2 separate regions of the Mus musculus genome follow, and region 2 is linked to region 1. Evidence: chromatin contacts called from ENCODE Hi-C or POLR2A ChIA-PET data. All regions are on one chromosome and are shown on one strand. The core of a region is the stretch at or near the end of the contact, and the rest is flanking DNA. Distances in the headings are between cores, read along the strand shown.

What was found. Hi-C counts contacts between places; a loop is a spot of excess contacts on that map. ChIA-PET counts read pairs that join two places held with the same protein, here RNA polymerase II (POLR2A).
Region 2: a loop to region 1 is called in a map of T-helper 17 cell, with 2.3 times the contacts of the local background. The contact joins the promoter of Usp33 here to the promoter of Dnajb4 in region 1. A Hi-C loop is called at or near these places in 1 of 37 maps with a recorded cell type or tissue (T-helper 17 cell). POLR2A ChIA-PET finds 5 or more read pairs at or near these places in 1 of 5 experiments (Patski).

Annotation. Positions count from the first base shown.
Region 1 is chr3:152,191,265-152,197,763 of GRCm38, reverse strand. It overlaps Dnajb4 (DnaJ heat shock protein family (Hsp40) member B4), which reads left to right and starts at 3,919. Exons shown (of 3, transcript NM_025926.5): 1 at 3,919-4,387. The coding sequence starts at 4,177. Gm40180 (a long non-coding RNA gene) reads right to left here and starts at 193. Exons shown (of 3, transcript XR_867759.3): 1 at 154-193.
Region 2 is chr3:152,342,828-152,349,666 of GRCm38, reverse strand. It overlaps Usp33 (ubiquitin specific peptidase 33), which reads right to left and starts at 3,189. Exons shown (of 24, transcript NM_133247.3): 1 at 3,028-3,189.

The DNA.
Region 1 (6,499 bases), core at 2,670-5,169:
ACATAGAGTTTCGATCTCAGGCCACACAACTGGTGAGTGACATTACCAGAATTCTAATCCAGCAAGGCTGTGTCCTAGGGTTTTACTGCTGTGAACAGACACAATGACCAAGGCAACTCTTTTAAGGACAACATTTAATTGGGGCTGGCTTACAGGTTCAGAGGTTCAGTCCATTATCATCAAGGCAGGAACATGGTGCCAGTCCTTTATCATCCAGGCAGACGTGGTGCAGGAGATGCTGAGAGTTCTACATCTTCATCTGAAGGCTGCTAGCAGAATACTGACTTCCAGGCAGCTAGGATGATAGTCTTAAAGTCCACGCCTACAGTGACACACCTACTCCAACAAGACCACACCTAGTGTCTCTTCTTGGGTTGAGCATAAACAAACCACCACAGCTTGACTCCAGAGACTGCTTTTAACAAGTACTTTAAATAATTGTTTAGATGTTCCTTAGTCCCACTGTGGGTTTTCTTCCTTCTTCCTCCTTTCTGTCCCCTGGGGATTAAACCCAGGGTCTGATACAAGGCAGACATGCATTTTTACCACTTTTCTCCAGCCCTTAAAATTCATATTCTCTCTCTGTCTCTCCCCCTCTCTATATTCTGTCTTTCTTTCTCTCTCTCTCTCTCTCTCTCCCTCCCTCCTTCCCTCTCTCTCCCCCCTCTCTGTTCTGTCCTTTTTTTCTCTCTCTCCCTCCCTCCCTCCCTACTTCCCTCCCTCTCTCTCTCTTTCTCTCTCTCTCTGTTCTGTCCTTTCTTTTCCTCCCTCCCTCCCTCCCTCCCTCCCTCCCTCCCTCCCTCCTTCCCTCCCTCTCTCTCTTTCTCTCTCCCTCTGTCTCTTTCTTTCTCTCTCCCTCCCTCCCTCCCTCTCCCTCTCTCTCTCTTTCTCTCTCCCTCTGTCTGTCTGTTTCTTTCTTTCTTTGCCATGTAGCCCATGATGATGACTTGCGGCTCACTCTATAGTCCAGGCTGTACTAAAGCTCAACAGCAGTCTTTCTGCCTCAGCCTGCCAAGATTTGCAGTTAGTGCACTGCCATATCTGCTGCCTTGACAGATGTAGTGACCATTGGGCACACTTAGCTTTGAGGTTAGATATGCAACTGTCAGAAGCACTAAGAACATAGAATAAAAGAGGCTAAAAATTCCTAATCTTTGGGTAGGAAGTGTAGGGAACTAGAGGTCATGATTTTCTAATATAAGTTCATTATATGAGAAACTCTAAGTACATTGGTAAAATATTGATCTGTTCTCAAGTATTTGAGATTATCTGAAGTTGAATTCCCAGCAATCCCATGGTGGCTCATAACCATCTGTAATGGGATCCAATGCCCTCTTCTGGTGTGTCTGAAGACAGCTACATTGTGCTCATATACTGTCTTAGTCAGGGTTTCTATTCCTGTACAAACATCATGACCAAGAAGCAAGTTGGGGAGGAAGGGGTTTATTCGGCTTACACTTCCATACTGCTGTTCATCACCAAGGAAGTCAGGACTGGAACTCAAGCAGGTCAGAAAGCAGGAGCTGATGCAGAGGCCATGGAGGGATGTTCTTTACTGGCTTGCTTCCCCTGGCTTGCTCAGCCTGCTCTCTTATAAAACCCAAGACTACCAGCCCAGAGATGGTCCCATCCACAAGGGGCCTTTCCCCCTTGATCACTAATTGAGAAAATGCCTTACAGTTGGATCTCATAGAGGCATTTCCTCAACTGAAGCTCCTTTCTCTGTGATAACTCCAGCTGTGTCAAGTTGACACAAAACTAGCCAGTACATATACATAAAAGAAAAACTCCAGGATTGAACATGACCTGTTTAAAAATTAAATATTGGTAGAAAAATTTTTAACAAGCACATCAGTAAAATATTAGTATGTTCTCAAATATTTTTGAGATTATCTTAATAATTAATGGAGACGGCATCTCTCTCTGTAGCCTAGGCTGGCCTAAAACTAGCCATTCTCCTGCGTTAGCCTTTTTAGTGACCTAATTTTAAAATTGATTTTTTTTTCTAAGTAGTTCTAGAAGTCAGCGCATGTCTTTGTGCTCCTCACAGTATATCAAGGGCAGGGTTTTATTACATAGCTCAAGCTGGCCCTGAGCTCACTGTGTGCCTTACACTGGCCTTCATCTACCTCAGTCCTTGAGTGCTGGGATTCCAGTGTGAACCATCACAACAGCTAAGAGTTTTTTGTTAAGTAGAAATGAAAATCAAGTTAGAGAAAGATGGTGTCAGTTGGACGATGTGTTCTACTTGTAGGTATGGGGTGTAAGTGCTGTCTTCTGTACAGACCACTCTTGTACGGTTATTAAAGCATAGCATCCCGAGTAAGAACATTGAGTAAAGTGCTAGGAGCAAAATCAGTGACTTTCAGAGTTTTAATTACCTCTGGCCCATCCACCTGTCATTAAAATAGAGTAGCATTTGACTTCAACATACTATTATGCACAAAAACTTTGTTGCTGTTAACATTGATAAAATAATCACATTTAAGCTTTTTGATATACATAAAAATAAATTTATGCTTTTCTGAGTCCTGAATTATTGCATGATACAGCAGGCTAGATACTTGTAATAAAACAAGGAGAATTCGAGCTTCATGTTAATAGAAGAATTCAATTTTTAAATGCAGTTAATTTACTAATTGTAGTTTCTCTTCTCTTCATAGTCTCTCTCAAGTCTACCCCCTACACCTGTATTAGCAGGTAGATATTTATAGGTGAGTGTGATGGCATATGCACTTTCAGAGTCGCACTCTCATGATGACTGCTGATGTTAACTTCCCCATGGTCTTTGGGACATGGAATGTGAAAAAGAAATGTTTGATCCTGATCCTTTCTCTGTGATAACTCCAGCTTGTGTCAAGTTGACACACAAAGCCAGCTGGTACAGATTGAAAACCCACAAAAGAGATAAAAGATGAGTTATTTACATTCAAAATATTTCTCATCTATTCAAGATACATTTTTAAAGAAGGAAAGCATCAGATAACATATAAATGTAAAATGATTAAAACTGTTGATTTAAAAAATTACAACAAATCGCAACAAATGTTTTTTAAAGGTATGAAATATACTAATATTACAAGGGAATACTAAAAAGATAGGGAGAAAACCCCCCCCCACTTGTTTCAAAAAAATCTTTGTCAACAAGTAAATACTTAAAATTAGGGGAAATGTGTTTTGAAGGAACTTGTTACCTAACTGCCTCTCCTAACTAATCCATCCAGGCCGTAAACTGGTCCCGGGTGACAGTTACACTGACCTGAGCGTGCTGGAATCTGATCCTCTCTCCCCTACATTCCCTGCAGTATAAAGACCCCCTCAGAATGGGCTTTTCCGTTTCATTGTGATAAGGAATGGTTTATTAAGTATTATCCCCCCTCCAAAAAAAAGAACCCCTAGTTAAAACCATTCTTAAGTCACCTATTTATGTTAAAATACTGCTTTTCAATGTTATAACAGTCCTTTTACCATGTGACATTTTATATAGTGGCTCCCTCACTTTTCAGATCGATAGACCCCAGAAATTTTGAAAATGACCCAAATTATTTGAAGATTTTAAATGTAAACACCTCATATTTTAGTTCTGCACATTTTATAGCTAGGTAACTTGAAATTGAAGTTAGAATACCTACTGTAAGTTGAGGGCTTTTCTGACTGTATAATCAGTTTAACATGGGATGCCTAATGGCTATAATTATTTCTGTTGCCTTTTTACCTCTAATGGAGTAAATGTATATGTAGTTGCGGCATTCTGTGCTGGTTTGCTAAATCCACAGGAAATAAAAGGGTACAGCTAGGACGAAGGAAAGGGAATAGTTAATCGTGGAGGAGGAGAGGCACAGCTCAGTACTTTGCCTAGAGGCCGCTGGGAAAGTGACGTCCTGTAGCGTTCGTTCGTTCGCTGTTCTAGAAAGTACAGAGACACGTAGTTGAAGTGGGAGGGTCTAGCTGAGGCCGTCTCCGTGCGGTGTCTATTTATCTGTAAGTGAGCTGCCGGGGAGGAATTAAATAGAGACGCTGCCTGCTGCCTCTGGACAGCTGAGCCGAGTTGCTGATTTGCTTTAACTTGTAAGATACCCAGCTTGCTTTATTTTCTCAGGATCATTGTGTTGCTAAGCCTGGGGACGCTGTTTTCTTTTACAAAGGGAAATCTAAGTTCATTTCAAGGCATTCGAAATGGGGAAAGACTATTATCACATTTTGGGAATTGACAAAGGAGCTACAGATGAAGATGTTAAAAAGGCTTACCGAAAGCAAGCCCTCAAATTTCACCCGGACAAGAACAAATCTCCTCAAGCAGAGGAAAAATTTAAAGAGGTCGCAGAAGCGTATGAAGTACTGAGTGATCCTAAAAAGAGAGAAATATATGATCAGTTTGGCGAAGAAGGTAAGCTGCATATTTCTGTACCTTTGGCAGTGTCTGAATCGTAGCTTTTTTTTTTCTCTCTCTCTCAGCCTTCTGGTTATCGTTACATGAGAACATCAGACATACTAAAATAAAAAGAAAAATAACAGGTTAAAACTAAGGTTTAATCCTTGATTATTTGAATGAGCTATGAATGAAATGTCATGTTTGTCTTTGTGGGTTTTTTTCTTAGAATATTGTATTATTCATATTCTCCTGTTAGACTTATTGTTTTAGCATTTTATATTTTAAAAGAAACCTTAAATTCTCATGCCTGTGAATGAATTGTTTAAAAGTCTTATGCAACCTGTTTTGTTTTTAATGATTTTATTGCCAGAATTAATAGAATCTTCAGTCACTTAAAATTTTAAGATCGGCAATTCAAATTCTGGGCCATTTATGTTTTATTTAGAAAAACAAGAAGTTTTTTGTCCTTTTAGAGCGACGCTAGTTGAAACTGAACAAGACGGAGTGGTGTGTCGTAGAAGCAGAAGGCACAGGCATTTAGCTTCTAGTTGTTTTTGGCAATCTGCCTAGAGAGGAAAGAATTTCCCTGATGTCATAAAATACCAGAACAAGTTTTTAGCTTAATTATAAACAGTTAATATTGTGCCAGGAGAACAAGATCTCTCTCTCTCTCTCTCTCTCTTTCTCCCTCCCTCTCTTCCTCCCCCCCCCCCCCCGCCCTCCCGCCCTCCCTCTCCTTCTCTAACCCAAAATGGCCACCTAGTTGGAACAATGACTGAGTTTGTTTTAGTTAACTATTTCTTTTGGAAATTTTACTATGTGGCTGAAGAGGAAGCATGACAGCTGCCCTTTCCCTCAGCCATACTTTTTTTCTTGCCTTCTGAGATCAGGACTCAGTGAGCTCAGTAGCCTTTGAGAATCTCCTTTTACCATTCCGAATTTTGTCCAGCATCTCCATAAATGTCCATAAATGTCGTAAATGTGGCCATAAAGTAGGAGTTTGAAATTGTCAGTCAGCAGCAGCGGCAACCATGCATTAGTTCACGTGAGTTCTGGGGTTTTCAAGTGTTAAAACAGACTAAAGTTCTTTTGCATTATTCTTCCCCTAATGTCTTTTAAGTCACGGTGGCTATGGAAACATACTGTTTTCCCCTTGTTTATAGCATTTAAACACCAGATTTCCCTAATTAGAAGTCCTTCAAACAGGGCCATGCATTAAGCAAACTAAACCGACAACTCAGAGCAGTGGTGGGCCCTTTTCCTCCTGCTTTAATTTTGGGTCAGTCCCAAGCATGCTGCTGCCTGTGGTTGTAATTCGTGCAAATCCACAGTGTCAAGTTCTTACAAAGTGAGTGAGTAATTACAAGAAGCAAGATGTGGATAGTTGAGGCTGTCTGTTCCCCATGGTCACACAGTTGAGAATGCCGTGGTGTGACCTCTCAGGAGCGAGCAGGCTCTTGAGACAGTGCCAGTACTCTGGCCACTCTTGAGTAGGTGGAGTGGTGTGTGAGTTCCCACAAAGCCACTTGTGTAAACGCAGGTTATTTGGCTCCATCTTATGGAGTGCTCAAGTGCACCTCTGTGTTAAGCCGTAGGATTCAGGCTCATTAATCGTGTTTGACTTCAGAGTTTTCAAGTATACCAGCTGGTACTCTTAATTCTTTACGTTTTCTCTTGGCAGTGCTTTTTAGAGTAACTCACTCCCCAAATTATCTTTCTTTTCTTTTTCTTTTTCTTTTTCTTTTTCTTTTTCTTTTTCTTTTTCTTTTTCTTTTTCTTTTTCTTTTTCTTTTTCTTTTTCTTCCTCTTATTTTTTTTTACTGATCATTACCAGTGACTAAATCACAATTTCTGTATACCCTGAGTCTTTTTTTGTTCTTGGTGTTCTTAGCCCAGATCAGTGCTCTAAGCAAGGAACGAAGCATGAAGCAGGACTGGTTGCTTAAAGTGTTGAAATTTATTATTCAGAAATACTCTGTAGTTATTAGCTACCTGAAAATATAGGAGAGTGAAGACTGTTGAGCTCTTCTGTTTCTTACTATTTGGTAACCTAGCACACAGTGACTGCAAAGCTCTGTCGGCTTAGGAGGAGTTGTAGCTCAGGGCCACAGCACTAGCTAAGCATGC
Region 2 (6,839 bases), core at 1,940-4,439, 150 kb before region 1:
AAAAAAAAAAAAGGAAAGGAAAAAAAGTAACAAATTCAAGGCTACAAAGTGAGTTCACGATCTGCTGCTCTGCCCCTGCCCTCTGCCCTCTGCCCTCTGCCCCTGCCCTCTGCCCCTGCCCTCTGCCCTCTGCCCTCTGCCCTCTGGAGGTAAAGATACCACAGTGAGGCTAGTTTCAGAATAAAAAGCAAAGAATCAGCTAGGGGGTTACAGGTGCTTGCCTAGCATGCACAGGCCCCGGGCTAACCCACAGCAAAGACCCTACTCAACTGTAGAGTTTTAGAAAACATGTTGCATTCGGTTCCCACCCCGTAGTTCTGGGGAGCAGAGTCGGGGCCTTGTGCATACTAAGTGCTCTCCCACATCGCTACAGCCCTATGGGCCACTCCTCTTATTAGGAGAGCCTTGCCTTCAACAGGTTACTGACCTACCTACTCTCTGAAGTAACACAAATGCACTGTCTCTTAAATATGAGTTCTCATTACACATACAGACACCACACTGCACAAAATTCATGTGCCCTACGGGTGCTTTATTTGTATTATTTTATGTGTATGTGTGTTTGCTTGTGTCCATGGAAACCAGATAAAGGTGTTCAAGCTACCTACTTGAGCTAGAAATTTAATTCAGGACCTTGGTAAGCCCTCTTAAACACTGCGCCATCTCTCCAGCCCCGTGAATCTTCTTATAGAAAGATAAACCAACTGTACTCACCTCAAATTCTTTGTTCTACTACCAACATGCTCCTGAAACCCCAATGTAGACTTTTAACAGCTTTAGAACTGCACCTATACTGAGGGAACAGATCTGGAGCAGATGTGGTACTGTGGGCCCAGCCACCGAGGAGGCTAGAATAGGAAAAAGTGAGGTTCCAGGCCCATCTGGGCAATACTATCCCCTCATCTCTTTATTTTTTCAAATAATCCACATTTCCCCTCTTAGACATCATTGAGCATTTTACGTCATTTTCTTGCAGCACAGACTCTTGCACCAGCAGGTTGGTAAGCACTACAGTCCCAGCACAGGAGATGGTGCAAGTCCAGAGGGATTCAAGGTCATCCTGAGCCGCAAGCAATTTCAAGGCCAGCATGTCTCAAAAAAAGAAAAAGAAAAAAAAAAAAAAAAAAAAAACTCAAGCTTTTAAAACGCTGCATTTAAGTCTCTCATAATTTTATAATCTTTATTCCACTTGGTTGCTTGATTGACTGATTGAGACAGGGTTTGTGTGTGTAGCCATGGCTGTCAACTCTCGCTGTAGACCAGGCTGGCCTGGAATGTACAGAGGTTAAGACCGCCTCTGCCTCCCAAGTGCTAGGATTAAAGGGGTGCATATCACCACGACCTGGCTCAGCCTTAATCCACCTGAATTCTAATTTCTAGTACAGGCTGGTTTGGCAATATTGTTTCAGAAGGAAAGGCTGATCCTTACACAAGCTTGAAACTCTGACTTGGGAAAAGGCTATTTGGCATTCGTCAGAGGACAGGAACAGAATCAAGTAAGATTTTGTAAGTGAAAGGATCCTGAAAACAGCAAATCACCTACTTGCTGCAACTATGTGGAGAGATTTGCTTATTCATATACTACATGAACTAAAAAGGAAAGTAACTGAAAACTGGCAATGCAGATCAAAAAATAGCATGCAAGCCGGGCGTGGTGGCACACGCCTTTAATCCCAGCACTCGGGAGGCAGAGGCAGGCGGATTTCTGGGTTCAAGGCCAGCCTGGTCTACAAAGTGAGTGCCAGGACAGCCAGGGCTACACAGAGAAACCCTGTCTCGAAAAACCAAAAAAAAAAAAAAAAAATAGCATGCAATCATAAATATAGCCCCCATGTATATTTGTGTAGTTTTTCTCATCTTGCCAAAGTAAATGAAATAACAAAACTATCGGCATAGTATAAGTTACTGAAACAAGTTATAAAATTTTCATTCTTCCATACTTATATTAACAGTACAAACTCACTGCCAGCATTCATAAGATCAAATAGCCTGCTGCAATCATCGGATTTGCTCTGACCTTTCCATAAGATACAACTGCACCCTCAACCACAGAAGACACTCGGAGAAATGGTCTCATTCTCTCCCTCTCCCTCCCCTCCCCTGCCTCTTTGGTTTGCTTGCTTGCTTGCTTGCTTGCTTTGAAATGGGGGCTCCTGTAGCCTAGGCTAGCCTGGAAGTCCTTCTCTACCTTCCTCCACCTTCCAAATGTTATCTTCTGCCAAAGGCATCTCTAGGCTTGAGCAGTCTACCCTGACTCTCATTATCTTTGGTAACAGGTTTTTCGTAAAGAAAAAAATTGTCAGATCAAACAAAAAAATATCTGGCATGACATGGTGGCAATACATTTGGAATCCCAGCAACTTGGGAGATGGAGGCAGGAGGATCAGGACTTGGGAGGCCAGACATTGGACTGTCTCGAAAAAATTTAAAGAAGAAAAAAGAGAGAGAGAGAGAGAGAGAACATTCTAGAATTCTACATTAAGCACTAAGTCTCGAGACCTTTGGTAAAACGCGTCTTCAGTTTAGTTAGACTCTGCTCCAGCCAGGATGTCAGCCCCTGGCTCCATTTCGCAGGCCTAATACTGATTCCGACAGAATGTAAACCCTAATCTTCAGTTGTGTGCAAAGCCCCTAAGGCAATCAAATCAATCACATTGCCTAACAGGTCAACATGACGAATTTTCCGACGAGGAGCATTTTGTATTTGAAAAATGCTTGAGCGCTTGGGAAAGCACTCACACCGTGGAAATGTGACCCGAACAAAAGCTGCGACCGACAGACGCTACGACTGGACTCGACCCAAACGCTGCGTCGGCCGAAGACACGCCACTGGGACGGTGACACCTCGGTTTTCCCGTTCGTAGCAATGAATAACGGGGCGGCGCGCACAGGTCGCGCCCCCCGACCCGGATCCCTGACCACCGAGCCGCCCGGGCCGCGCGCCGGGGCGAGCCTCAGCCCGGCCGCGCCCGCCCTCCCTCCGGCCCGCCGCCGCCGCACGCCCGCCCGCCCGTCCGCCGCGCTCACCTCAGCCCGCCGCCCAGCGCACTCCTCCTCGGAGCCTGAGCGCTCGGATCCGCAGGGCCGCAAAACGGTTCCGCAGCGCGGCCCGCAGAACCCGACCGCTGCCCGACGCTTCCCTCGGCAGCCGCCGCTCCTTCCGGTGTCTCCGCGGCCGCTGCGGGCGTCTGGGGGCGGGACCTTGGGGAGACACGCCCCGGGGCGGGGCCTCGGGCCTGGCCTCGGTTCTCCGCTAGGCCTGTGCTAGACAGGCAACCTGAGCTGACGTGTACACCACTTCGGCCGCATTTCTGCTTTTATTCCTATTCTCCCACCCTCTGCAGTCACAAGACAGCTTCCCAAGGTCTCGTCGCGGTGCATTATAAACTCCGCAGTACGGAAAGCCTCAGAAAGGTCTGAAGTTTGCAATATGAAGTGGCTAGCTCAAGGCTGGGGCAGGAGGATTGCGGTAACTTCGAAGCCAGTCTGGGCTGCAGTGTGAGGCTAGTCCTAAACCTTGCTTTTCTAATAACTCCTTTAAGACCTACATTTTCTGGAAGCAAATGCATTTCTCTTTGCCATATATACAAAGAAGAAATTAATCTCTACCATTTTCCACTAGGTTAAATCAAGATCAAATGAAATAGTTACTGAAACCTTGAGATCTTCTTGGTACTTAGAGCAATAGGAAAAAAAAAAAAAACCTTCCACTTATGTGACTGTTACATTCACTTTTTAATATTTTTCCAATTATTTCTATTATATGCATTGGTGTTTTGCCTGCATGCATATCTCAGTGAAGATGTCGGATCCATTGTATCTGGAGTTACAAACAACTGTGAACTAAACTGCCTTCTGGGTGCTGGGGATTGAACCAGTGTCCTCTGGAAGAGCAGCCAGTGGTCCTAACCAGGAGTCATCTTTTTAGCCCCTCACTGTTTGATTTTATAATATGTGAATTCAAACTGCAAAGCTGAAAAAGTTTGTCAGCTGGGCATGGTGGTGTACCCCGGTAAAGCCAGCACTTGGGAGGCTGTGGCAGGATTGTGAGTTTGAGGCTAGCCTGGATTACAGAGTAAGACATGTCTATATGATTAACCCCAAAGTTGGTTGGGAGCATGTATCTAAATATTGTGCAAAATGCCAGTCTCCATCAGAAGCAGGCGACTAATCTGAGGGCTTCTAATTATTCTGCTAGTGGAATCAGAGGATGTTAACCATGATACTCCTTGCTGTCTGGGGCTTGGCGCAAGGGAATGAAGCTGTGTGGGAGGCCCCATGGTTACCACCACTCTACCCTCGGCCTACTCCAGATATTGCTCGTTTGCTTTCACTGATATCCAAATCAGTAATATTGTCATTTTTTTTTTTCGAGACAGGGTTTCACTGTATAGCCCTGGTTGATCTGGAACTCACTTTGTAGACCAGGCTGCCCTCGAACTTAGAAATCCACCTGCCTCTGCCTCCCGAGTGCTGGGATTAAAGGCGTGTGCCACCACACCCGGCTTTCAATTTTTATTGAATGGTTTTCCCCAGGAAATTCATTTTTATTTACCCAGATATAACAACATCAGGCCAAATAAGTGTTTTAATTGGGGGTCATTCAAGCATAGACCACTTAAGGGTAGCTATACCAACAATGAGTCTCTCCCATGCCTCCAGCATTGTTAACTACATTTATACCCTCAGAGATAGGAGGTGCTGCATAAGCCTGGGTGCCCGCCATTGTGTCCATGGGGAAATGCTAACGGGCACAGGATGTGAGGGTTCATGCTGCTAACTACTGCTTTCTGATTTCAAGATGGCAGCCGCCACGAGCTGCCCAGAAGACAGAGGTCCTCAGTGTGCACTTTTACTGTAAAGGTGGGGTTTATTTTTGGAGGATTGATTGATTGACTGATTGATTGATTTGTATGGGTGCTTTGTCTACATATATGTCTGTGTATAATCTTAATAACCGGTGCCCTAGGAAGCCAGAAGAAGGTCTTGGGTCCCAAGACTAGAGTTATTGATGGTTGTGAGTCACCTATGGGGTCAAAGAATCGAACACAATTCCTTTAGAAGAGCAGCCAGTGCTTTGTAACTACTGTGTTTTGTTTTTAAGTCAGGGTCTTGTTATGTAGCCCAGGCTAGCCTTGAGCTCTCCCTCCTGACTTGTGAGATTAAAGGCATGAATCACCAGGAGCAATTTAAGAGAAATTTTTTTTCCATTTTATTTTTGGCCCATGAAATAAGAGGGCATAATCTATCACGCAAGAAAGCTAAGGTGGCCGGGCAGTGGTGGCGCACACCTTTAATCCCAGCACTTGGGAGGCAGAGGCGGGTAGATTTCTGAGTTCAAGGCCAGCCTGGTCTACAGAGTGAGTTCCAGGACAGCCAGGGCTACACAGAGAAACCCTGTCTTAAAAAACCAAAAAAAAAAAAAAAAAGTTTCTGAGGCAGGGGGATGACTGTGAGGGAGTTTCTGAGGCAGGGGAATGACTGTGATTGAGTTTCAGAGGCAGGGGGATGACCACGAATGAATGTGTAAGGCAGGGGGATGACGCTAAGTGACTGTGTGAGGCAGCATGATGACGCTGAGTGAGTGTGTGAGGCAGGGGGTTGACTGTGAGTAAGTTTCTGAGGCAGGGCCGGGCAGTGGTGGCGCACACCTTTAATCCCAGCACTTGAGAGGCAGAGGCGGGTAGATTTCTGAGTTCAAGGCCAGCCTGGTCTACAGAGTGAGTTCCAGGACAGCCAGGGCTACACAGAGAAACCCTGTCTTGAAAAAAAAGAAAGAAAGAAAGAAAGAAAGAAAGAGAGAGAGAGAGAGAGAGAGAGAGAGAAAGAAAGAAAGAAAGAAAGAAAGAAAGAAAGAAAGAAAGAAAGAAAGAAAGAGAGAGAAAGGTAAGGTGGTCGGATTGTGGTAAGGCTGATTACACAATAGTGACAGGAAACAAGAAAAAGTACTAACTCTATTTATTAATATTGCATATGTACACAGTGTGTGTGTGTGTGTGTGTGTGTGTGTGTGTGTGTGTGTGTAAGCACATTACTCTTGTAGAAAGTTCAAGTTTAATTCCCACGTTGAGCAGCCTATAAACCCCTTTATCACTAGACTAGGCGAGCTGACCACCTTTGATACCCAGACCTCCAAAGATACTATCACTTACATGCACGCACACACACACGTGTATACACGCACACACAATTTTAATAATAATAATAATAATAATTTTAAAATAAGCTAGGAAGGGCCAGAGAAATGCCTCAACCATTAAGAGCACTTGATGCTCTTGAAGAGCAGCTGAGAGTGTTTCCCAGAATCCGTAGAGGACCTGAGTTAGTTTCCCAGCAGCCACTTGGCGGCTCACAAACACTTGTAATTCCAAGTCTAAGAGATTTGATGCCCTTTTCTGGCCTCCTTAGGTTCCTGCACGCATGCGGTACACAGAAATTCAAGCAGGCACACACGCATGCACATGCACACACACACACGTGTACACACACACACACACATTGTGGCCGTTTGAGTAAGATATATCCCATAAGCCTTTGGCATTTGAATACTCGATGCCGTGGGTGGCTGTCTGCGGAGACTGAGAAGGTGTGAGCTTCCTGGAATAGGTTTAGAGGTTCCAAAAGCCACAAGCCCTTAGCACTGCACCACTTGCTGCTTGCTCTTCAGCATGTGAGCTTGAGCTACCGTTCCAGTCGCCTCCACCTGTGCTCTGCCATCTTTGAACATCTGCAACCATAACACCCAAGTAAAGTCTTTCTTTTATAAGTCCTTGATTACAGTCTTTCATCATGACAATAGAAAAAAATAACCAATACACACAAAAGCTTAAAAAATGAAA